2 separate regions of the Mus musculus genome follow, and region 2 is linked to region 1. The links are chromatin loops, found by intact Hi-C in ENCODE. Cell type or tissue: left cerebral cortex. All regions are shown on one strand. Links, peaks and the distances in the headings refer to the core of each region. The heading gives the core; the rest is flanking DNA. Region 1 has its middle 240 kb from the start of Gm41000. Region 2 overlaps Irx4 (Iroquois homeobox 4).

Region 1 (5,375 bases), core at 71-5,070:
AACATGATGAAGTCTTAATAAACACAGGCCAGCCTTTGCAAACTGAAATACTTTCCGTATACCAAGTGGGTCCATATGCACACAGGTCAGAAAGTCGGATTGGAAACACAGTGGGCACCTAAGGGAAGGGAGATGTGTGCCTCTCTTCCAAAGCCAGCCCCAAGGGCTCTAATTGTTATGGCAGTGCAGGCATAAAACAGGATGGGGATCATCCTAAATCCCTCCCATCTGTGCGAGGGTGTGCAGCACACAGAGAGAGTGCACCTCAGCGGGAAGTTAGCAAGTGCCCGTGCTTGGGAACATTCGGGACCATCAAATATTGAGCTATTTCTCACTCTGCAGATACACAGGGCACCTCACCTCCATGTACAACTTTAGCCAGGCCACAAGAGCTCAGGATTCCAGGGAACACAGACTTCCATTGACTTCCAGGAGAAGCGAAGAGGCTTCTCATTTGTGTGTGGAAGTCTCCTTTCCTTCCGATCAGCACTGGCACAGAACTCTTAAAAAGTCAGTAGCCTGAATAGCCAGGATGTGCCTGCTTAAGTTGGACACTGTCAGTGGCTTTCCTCGGCCTTGCCACCTATATCCCTTTTTAACCCAGCCAAAAGTTTCCTAATCCCTTGTATTTCTAGGTGTTCTTAGAGGAAAGTCAGCTCTTTATCCAAGCTTTATGCAGCTTTAAGATGCAATGCATAATGCATGTTGAAATGCATGAGTTGCAACTTTACAAAAAAGAATTACCCCTAAGATTTCCAGCATGCTTAAATACTGTTACTTAATCACAAGAGACTGTCTATATTGTTCTGTAATCTCACTTAAATCATATAATGAATGCAATAATGAAAATTAAAATCCCCGTATGCACGGCTGAACATCTCCTAATCTACATGTGATCGAAAGTAGCATTTCCTAGGGGTCTGCTCTCTCCCATGAAGAGACTTATTGGAGCACTCAAGACTGAAAGTCTAGTAGGACTAAATATCATGTTAGGCACTACTCTTATTAGAACAGGATTGATCAGCCCCTCCCTCCATTCTGGAGACTGCAGGATTATTAATAATTCTTATCATGGTATCCATCTTGCTAACTGCACGAGAAATATTTCCCTTCCGACATCAGACATTCTCGGAATCTAGATATGAAAATGAGAAGAGCTTCAAATTTTTTCTGGCAAAGAAAAACACATTCAGAAGAAACGGAGCAGAGTATAAATGTCCACGTGCGCGGTGGGCAGCTGTCTTTCCTTCCTAGCAGGACTCTCGGTTGCACTGTTTTGGCCGTAGTCATCTTGGAAAACCAATTTGCAAGCACCAAAAGAAAGTAAAACTTGGAAGGGATCTAAGGCCTGACTGAGCCTGTCAGCCAAGCTCTAGGCTCAGCCCATGGTTTGGCCTGGTGTTAGTCCACTGGTTTACTCAGCCTTAATTGAGCAGCTGATATGCCTTGTGCTCCAACACTTTGCAGGTGGTAGTAGGAGATGCTGATATCTCAGAGAAGCAATCCGCATTCAGGAAGCATGAGACACACTGGCCATGCTCACGCCGGAAAATGAGCCTAATTTAGTGACTGTGATGATATTGGAATTGTGTGGGTCTTCATCCTTCTTCATAGACAAGGAAAAGCGTGAAGTCGGTAATGAATATAAAAGGTATGACAAGGTCAAGAATCGCCTCAAGCTATACAAATATTAAAATCAAATTCTCAGTTTTTATTGTCTTTCTGTTTCTTAGACACACCTAGCAAACCCTTCAAAATAGTGTCTCTCTTTCTTCCATCTTCAAAGACGGAGAAATTTTTTTTCCTCTGATCAGGTCTGCCACCGTGGCACCTAAAAGGATGTCACAGCCATTTCTCTCACTCTGAGATCACTATAGACATTTTCATAACTTTGCCGCATTCCTTGGCACGTGTGTGGTGGAGCCACCCTGCACGCTCTCCAACGGTAGTGAGCCAGCTGCAGGATGAATGCCGGAGTAAGCCTGCCAAGATGCTGGCAAAAGGACCTGGTGGCCCTGGACACTTCATCCCACCTCTTTCCCCGCCTCTGCTCACAGTGCTTATTGATGCTCTCTCTGGAAGTTGTTTCTGAGAGGAAACCCTTTATATGGACCAGGGACAATGCTGATGTCAGTTCTAACCACACACCAGGCAGCGGCATCCAGTGAGGCTGGGCTTTCCGTGTTTTCTTTCGTTTTGTTCTGTGCTGATTTTTCATTTTAGAGGTGGGGCACCCTAGTGTAAAACTTGTGGGGGTGGGGAGTGAGTAGTGTGTCTTAGAAAGCCCACCTGCCCCTGCACCACCTCTATCTCCCTGCCCAGTACAGAGACAGACACGGCACTGCCAGGACCAATGCCAGCAGCCCGGGAAGAGGAGAAGAAAATAAAAGTTTGACAGGAATTTATAAATACAGCCTCAGTTAAGCGCATCATCATTCATAATACCATTAAATCTATTTCAATAAACAAAAACATGCTTTACTTTTCCAGGAACTCTTTGTGAAAGGAAAACATTACTCGGAAAAAAAATAAAGTGTTATTGCGAACACAGTTAAAATCTGGAGTGAGGTTTTGAATAAACAAATTAAATTGCAATGGGATATAGTGTGCCTCGGAGCCATTTCTTGACAAAACAGTCATCTTATTTACACGCTTCACAATACCCCACCATGGATGTCGAAGGAAAAAAAATAAGGAGAAAAATAATTAGCATATTAATCTTTTTTATGCTGCCATCTTTCAGATCCAGAGGACCATGGTGTAATTTAAATCTAAACGCTTTCCTGGCATTAGAATTCATTTTAGATGGGTCAATTGTTCCATAATAAAGGGGTAGGAGGTGTACTTCATGCAAGAGATTTATGTTTGCCATTTGTTCATATTCATGTGCTACTGAATACCCTCAATTCAAATGGTGATGGCTGTTCATATCAGCCGGGCGGCAGCCACACAGATCACTAACCGGGAGCAATGAATTTCATTTGCAGGACAAAAAATACAGCGAAATTAACTCCAACAGTTTATTGATTTTTGCTTAACAGAAGCCAGTCTAACAGCTCTATTGCCCCCATAATGATTACTGACAAAAGTTTAATTAAGCAATTATGAAGCCAATAATAGAGTTGTCTGGCCCGCTCGGCTCCAGCCCGTTCAGGACTTATCTCCCTCCTGCACATCACAGCAGCCGGAATGTGCTTGAGGAGATTAATGCCGGAGAACACAGATGCCTACTTCTATTCTGCTTCATGATGCCGTTTGAATGGAGACGGGAACACAAGCTCCCCTTTATCAAATTACAAGTCCGCTTTTCATGAATATGTAGTTTAAAAAAAAAAAAACCTAGTGGTGGCTTCAAGGTGTAATTATAAAGACATACAACAAAAATGACACACAATTCTGCCTTAGTAATCCCTGCCATGAAATATGCATGATAATGTATTACTGAATAAAGACTTAACAACGTTCTAAGAGGCTTTGCCGTCGTACGTTATACAAACAATTGACAGCCTTCTCCCAATGTTGTGGGAGATATTGTCTGACCTCCCGGCGTTGTTCCACTTCCTCTTAAATGTATTGTTTCCAGCTGATTGTGTTGTTATTTGTCCGTAATGCTATTAGACCGGTCTTATCTGTTTGTAAGAATTCCCGATTTATTATGTATGCTTAAATATGGAAATGCAAAAATGTGAGCTCCTTTCCGGCATTAATCATTTCATAAAATATGCACCAGGTCCAGGAACCTGCAAGCCCAGAGTGGAGGAAGCTCCTGGGCTTAGAGCAGCATCCTTGCAGCTCCACAGAGATCTCCTCCAGGGAGCCACGCTTTGCTTCGGGTGTGTTCAAAAATGCCTTCACTCAAGAGAGAGGTCCGCTTTCCTGGCCTCTGTAGCGATGATTTGCTGACCTCTTTCTTTGTCTTTCCTTAAAAGAACCCATACTGATCCTCCAAAACAAACAAGCAAGTCACTCTTCCCTCATTCTCGGGGGAAAAAAAATCAAAATACGTAGAGGGGTAGAAGGGTGAATGCATGGGACCCGAGGAGTCACCTCCAAACTTTGCTGTTCACAGCCCGTCTTGCTATATTTATATACATGGAGAAAGAAATTCACCAAGTGGGTTTTTGTCACTAATAAAATGTGCCTTATCCAAATGATGGTGATTTATTTTATCAAAAGCACGCTAAAAGACATTTGTCTTCTTGGAGCTGCTGGGAACAGCTGCCTGAGTGGAAGAAGCGGCAGCTGGGGAGCCAGCAGAGAGTTCTGAGGCATGGCCTTGCCTCCCAGCACTGACCCCTTACTCAGCAGGCAGCCTTGTGGGCGGACAGCCTGTGTCCCTGTGCTGATGGTCAGGCCAGGCCAGGCAGCAAGGCAGACAGCCACATTCTTCCAGTCCCTGCCTGCTGGCCCCACCCATGCCAGGAGTATGCCATTAGCTGTATATATTCATCCACAGTCTGCATCAGGAGGGGGCTGAGCCTGCATGCTTGGACTATTAGAATAAATAAATATATCCTCCAGGCTTTCTATTAATAGGCCAGAACATGTCTGTCTGTCTGTCTGCCTGTATTCCTTCCTTCTTTCTTCCTTTCTTCCTTTCTTCCCTTCTTTCTTCCTTCCTTCCTTTCTCTCTCTCTCTCTCTCTCTCTCTCTCTCCCTCCTTCTCTCCCTCGATTCCTTCCTTCCTTCCCTTCTTTCTTCCTTCCTTCCTTTCTCTCTCTCTCTCTCTCTCTCTCTCTCTCTCTCTCTCTCTCTCTCTCTCTCCCTCCCTCCCTCCCTCCCTCCCTCCCTCCCTCCCTCCCTTCCTTCCTTCCAAGTGATGACTGTAGATGGCAGGGAACACTCTGTGGATGTGTATCAACCCATGGGGTACTGATCAGAGGGGAACCTTGAGATATACCCACCCTCCTCAGGAATTTGTCAGGCCAGATGAGGGGTCTGGGGTACTGCTGGTCCACCTGTGCCATAGACTGAATCTAAGAACACTTACATCTCACAGAAATGAAAAGAATTTTGCCTCTCATCCAGGACAGAGGCGGCTTCTTACAGGGCTTCCATCTTTACAGCCTTTGCAACACTTGAGGAGTGTTGGACTATTAGAAGTGGTTTAGAGGTGAACCTGTGCTCACCACACCTCTACCCCATTAGGCAAGAAGGCTGAAAGATTTAATAGGCAAAAGGAGACATTACTAGTCTTTTGGTATTCATTAGGAAATGCTCAACCTGTGAGAACAGAGGGACATCTTAGAATGTTGGAAAGGAACATTGTTCTTCTGTGTGGCTAATTGCTGGAATTTTCAACATTGGCTCCACGATGCCTTTCAAAGCCCAGCAAAGAGAGTTCTTAAAGGGAAAGAGAATGAAAGGGTCCCCGA
Region 2 (5,375 bases), core at 230-5,229, 970 kb after region 1:
TCCTCTCTTTCCCTTCCTCCACCTATCTCACTTTCTTTACCTTATCTTCACCCCCTGATCTACAGGCACCCCATTTCCCTGTAGGCACCCCATTGCCCACCCTCTTCAGGTCCCCACTTTTGGGAAACTGAGCGTTGTGTGAGTCCAGGACATGTGTTGCAGTTTGTGGGCAAAATTTGAGAAGACTCCCCTAGGAGTCTAAGCTACCCTAAGATAGCTCATTGGGTAGTGTTTCTAGCTGGGTCTACAAAAGCTGTGGTGGCTTTTACAGAACAGCTTCGAGTCCAAGGATGGCACAGGATCTTCACACGCCGGCCTACCACCCACTGCAGCTGCAGCCTACTACCCGTATGAGCCAGCTCTGAGCCAGTACCCATATGACAGGTGAGGAATTCGACCTCCCTCGCTGACTACCACTACAGTCCAGCTGCCAACCACTCCATCACCACCTCCAGATCGCCTTCTGGGGGGGGGGGGGACTGGGAGGTGTGGAAGGACCAGAAGAGGGGACAATTCCCTCAAGCAGGTGTTCTATCCTACCCTTACACACACACCTATGTTGTTGTGAATGTAGAAATTCTCTCGTTGCTGTGATTTTCAAGCAAATTGATTCTAGAAAGTTCAGTCCACTAGGCTGCCTCCTTGAAGGGCCCAGGACAGCTTCCTGCACCCCAAGACCCTCAGCTCAGTTGGGTGTCCAAGCCAGGTCCACCAGCCTTACGGTGGGAATTAAGGAGGAAGTCCCTTGGCCTTCATCACCCATGCTGGGGACAGCTCAGCTCACCACCCCATCTTCCTATGGAACCATTACCAGTTCAACTAAAAACTCCTGGACCTTGCTCCCCAGTTGCTCTAGGCACAGGTTCACGGGTTGCTGGTTCATAGATCCCTGATACCTTTTTCTGTTTTACGGCTCAAAGTGGTAAGAGGGAAAACCATAAAGGATCAGAGAAATGTCCCTACAGAGTGACAGACAGGCCATGACATACTCGCTGTCATTTTAATGGCATCATCTTGGCCCACAAAAGGCAAGGCAATGCCCATAACCACAACCCACCCCAGGGAGGCACAGCCTGTTCCTATGCCCGCTTCCCCCAACGCCCCCCCCCCCGCCTCGCCTGCCCGCTCGCGTGATCTCCCCGGCCCCGACTGGCACCCCATTGCAGAGCCTGTCTCCAGGTACGGGACCGTGGACAGCGGCACGCGGCGCAAGAATGCCACCCGGGAGACCACCAGCACACTGAAGGCCTGGCTGCAGGAGCACCGGAAGAACCCGTACCCCACCAAAGGAGAGAAGATCATGCTGGCCATCATCACCAAGATGACCCTCACACAGGTTTCCACCTGGTTTGCCAACGCACGTCGGCGCCTCAAGAAGGAGAACAAGATGACCTGGCCACCTAGAAATAAATGTGCAGATGAGAAGCGCCCCTATGGGGAGGGGGAGGAGGAGGAGGCTGGAGAGGAGGAGTCACGGGAGGAGCCTCTCAAGAGTGCCAAGAGCGAAGGTGGGTTGGATATCCTGAAAAGTATGGGGTGTCTCTGGAAGCCGTTGGGTGGCAAATGGAAAGCCTTAGGGCCTGGGTAGCAGACTGGTGGACTGGTTTACAGTCAGATCTTGTGCCTGGGGAGAGGAGATTGAGGTGGTACCATGTAGACAGGCTTAAAGACATCCAAGTTAAAAAGCATTGCAAACGCCATTAATTTGAATGCAGATCTGCCAGGCTGGTGTTCCTAGTTCAAGACTTGAGGCCCTCTGGAGATGGGAGGAGAAAAACAGAAAGGTCTGGGCTATTGACTAGTTGGGAATGAGTTTCCATTAACTCTGGTCTTAGAATAAAAGAAAGCTGCTTATGCCATCCTGTCTCCTTCCACTGGCCGCATGCTCTCTGGCCTGACAGGTCATGCTGGCAAAGACGACAAGGAGCTAGAACTCAGTGACTTGGAAGACTTCGACCCTCTAGATGCAGAGACCTCAGAATGTGAGCTGAAGACGCCCTTCCAGTCCCTGGATAGTGGACCAGAGAGGATTCCTGCTTCATCTGATGGTCCCGGCACAGGCAAGGAGGCCTCCACCACACTCCGGATGCCCCTGGGCACCGCTGGTGGAGCTGTTATGGATGGGGATCTGGAGAGGGCAAGGAACTGCCTCCGGAGCACAGTGGTCGTTCCTGACTCTGGCGCCGAGGGCGGCCCACCTGCTTGCGAAGCCAAACTGACCTTTGCTCAGGCGGGAGCGCCGCCGAACCTGGAGACCAAGCCCCGCATCTGGTCCTTGGCACACACAGCCACCGCTGCTGCAGCCACAGCTCTGAGCCAGACTGAGTTTCCCTCCTGCATGCTGAAACGCCAAGGTCCAACGGGTGTATCTGCGACGACGCCAGCGTCCTCACCTGCAGTCACGGCCCCTTCTGGGGCTCTGGATAGGCACCAGGACTCCCCAGTAACTAGCCTCAGAAACTGGGTGGATGGGGTATTTCACGATCCCATCCTTAGACACAGCACTTTGAACCAGGCCTGGGCCACCGCTAAGGGCGCACTTCTGGATCCCGGCCCTCTAGGACGCAATCTGGGGGCGGGTACTAACGTACTGACGACGCCCCTTGCTTGCTCCTTCCCGCCCACGGTGCCCCAAGACGTCCCACCTGCAGGGGCCTCCCGGGAGCTGCTGGCTACGCCCAAGGCCGGTGGCAAACCCTTCTGCACTTAACACCCACCTGCACAGTGGAGAAGGGAACTGGCGCTCAGGCTGCAGGCGCTGACTCTGAACTGCTTTAAATGGGTTTCCAAAAGAAGGGGGAATTTCCAAGCCAAGATTGCCAACCCACTTGAGACAGAGGATTTGAACTCAACCTCCAGGGCTATGGAGGAACTCCTCGCGTTCTATCACCAGGTTTTACCTGATGTTGCGTCCACCTGAGCCATCCCTTAACTCCAGGAAGATGAGAAGACCGGAGAGCACAGCCGATGGGAGGCCCCCTGAAGCATAAAGTTTACGTCCAAAGTTTACATGGAGAAGGCATTTGGGTACTGAGGCTTGTTTTGTGTCGCTGTCTCCTTCTGGGTTTGAGGCATGCCGGTGTTCGTGCGAAGAGTCTTCAGCCCGTTTTTCTTCGGACTTCATCCTCAGCACGTAGAGCTCACCGCCAACACTTCCACCGAGTTTACACTGTTGCACACTCTTGACTCGACAAAATTATGTTTTCTAAAATGTATATTCACACCAGTAATTGCCTGTTTCAGAGGGAGGCTAATATAACAAAACTAATAAATTTTCGTGTTTGCATTGCGGAAGGAACACATTTCACAGCTGGGGCTGGCTCTACAGGTGTTCTTGGAAGCAGTGACGCTGACCCCCAGGGGAAGAAAGAATAGGCGGGCTGACCCACACTCCACCCCCATAAAGTAATTGCCCATCCAAGTCTAAGCAAACCATTTTTGAGATGCTAAAGGCACAAGAGGGACACTCTTCTGACCTCATAATAAGTAGATGTGAAACCCCAAACTTTAAAGTCTTCCCCACTGCCAGACACCAGAATTTGAACAAACAAGGTTTCTTTGACTGAATTAAAGTAATGTTTAGGCTTTCTAAGTCCCCCGAGATTTTGCCCTGGGGGAAAGGGACATTGCCCTGAGGGCATCATTCTCTGATGCCAAGAGGCTCTTAATAGCTGTCATGTTACCTGACCCCGTTGTCCCTCTTTCCAGAGAAGCAGGCTGAACCCTGTAGCTTCAAATTTAGCTTCTATATCACTCAAGTTCTAAAGACTCCAGAGGGAACATCTTAATAGCAGAAGACGGGAGGCAGAGCTAAAAAGACATGGGCAAGGGCATAAGGGCTTGGGCCAGAAGCAGCCTGGGAGGGCAAACCTGATTCTTCACACCTCTCTAGCATAGTCACAAGGGTAGGTAGGCTACTTTGCACTAAGGTCCTCCACAGCTCTTCTTCCCTGCATCTCTAGGAGGCACTTGCCCAGCATCTGTGCCTTGTTCTCTGTTCACCTGAGAGCTTCTGTTCAGGCCTCTATGGGCTTCATAAACTGTTCCTAGGGAGATGGCAGTGGCAAGCAGAGGGGCTTGTAAAGCAGAGAACCCAAGGCGAGCTGCTCTGAAATTAAGGGAGCCCAGGGACTAGAACGACTTCTAATAGCCACATAGAATCCAGCCCTGTACGCTAGATACACTTTTCATCTCCCAGAGTAGCCTTCGAGAGATACCAGACATTTAATAGACACCAGGTCCTCTGCAATCCTAGGGGCGGGACTAGATTGCAGCCTATCAAAACTCACACTAATGAGTCTATAGGGCCAGATTTGGGGACAGTTTACAGACCCCAAGGAAAGAAACTTAGCTTTGCTGAAACCAGACCCCTAGGACTAAGGGGGTCCCCTGAATGATGGTCCTCACCCTGAATCCTGGTTTCCAGCCCTTGGCTCTTGCACACCGAGTGGCCAACTGCCCCAAGCCGCAGGCCTGCCCTGGCCAGCACTCAGTAATTGGATTGTCCCAGCCCTGCGCTGTCACCGCATTGACTTTCGCTCTCCTGGATGATATTATCGGGACGCGGAAGCTTGCCGCTGATGTGCCTGTCAAAAGGCTGCGGCGGGAGCCCCCGGCCTAGCAAGCGAGCATCAGCCAAGATAATTTGAAGTGAAATTTTCATTTTGACAGTAAACCCCTCAATTTCTAAAGGCTCCGCGCTTTGAGAGAGCGCTGGCAGGGGAGGCTTTGCGGAAAGCCCACGTCTTAGGCTGAAAAGGGCAAAAGAACTCGAATTAGTTGTAATAGATAAAAGGGCAAAAATAAAGAGTCAAGGGTACTTGACAGTAATAGCGAAAGTGGAGTCTCAGGGGAGACACGTTGCTGCCCAAGCTGGGGCGCGAGGAATTTTAATGCGGCCGCCAAGCGCGCCCCCACACAACCCTAGACAAAGCCAAGCATTTACAGAAGGAGAAAAAGAAAGAAAAAGAAAACAGAAAAAAAAAAAAATAAGGCTTCGCAAATTCAGGCGAGGGGTGAGTGAGATAAGGAACGGTAAGGTCAGAAACTCAAGTTTGGACCGAAGCCTGTGTCCTGGCTGCGGACACATTTGCCAGTGCGCACGTCCAGACACCGGCAGTGGCCCCAAGATCCCTCCTCTGAGGCAGTCCGAGGAAAGGAAGGAGGTTTCTGAGTTCCCCTAAGCTTGTTGAGCTTGAAACCTCTGGGCATGGTCTCTGGTGCCTGCACCAGCTCTGGACGTCCGAATACCAAGTTGCTAGAGCCTGAGAGCTTGATGACTCTGGCTACTAAAGGAACTTATTTGAATGAACTACATTACTCTCTGAATAAAGATATCAGGGTTGGGGGGGGGGGCGCTCAGCCACATTGCAGGA

The links. Peaks named below come from ENCODE experiments on the same cell type or tissue, not always from the same donor. Only the 100,000 strongest peaks of a DNase experiment are listed, where the experiment ranks them.
Region 2: a loop joins it to region 1, with 7 times the contacts of the local background. A loop is called at or near these places in 4 of 42 quality-filtered maps.

The regions. Positions count from the first base shown.
Region 1 is chr13:72,295,540-72,300,914 of GRCm38, forward strand. No RefSeq gene overlaps it. Among named protein-coding and RNA genes, the nearest start is that of Gm41000, 240 kb to the right of the region's middle. In left cerebral cortex, for the core only: no CTCF peak of the experiment used is centred there; a DNase peak (open chromatin) is centred at 3,115.
Region 2 is chr13:73,266,325-73,271,699 of GRCm38, forward strand. Irx4 (Iroquois homeobox 4) reads left to right here. Exons shown (of 6, transcript NM_018885.2): 4 at 272-384; 5 at 1,180-1,508; 6 at 1,902-3,296. The coding sequence ends at 2,710. Among named protein-coding and RNA genes, the nearest start is that of Irx4, 8.5 kb to the left of the region's middle. In left cerebral cortex, for the core only: a CTCF peak has its summit at 2,531; no DNase peak of the experiment used is centred there.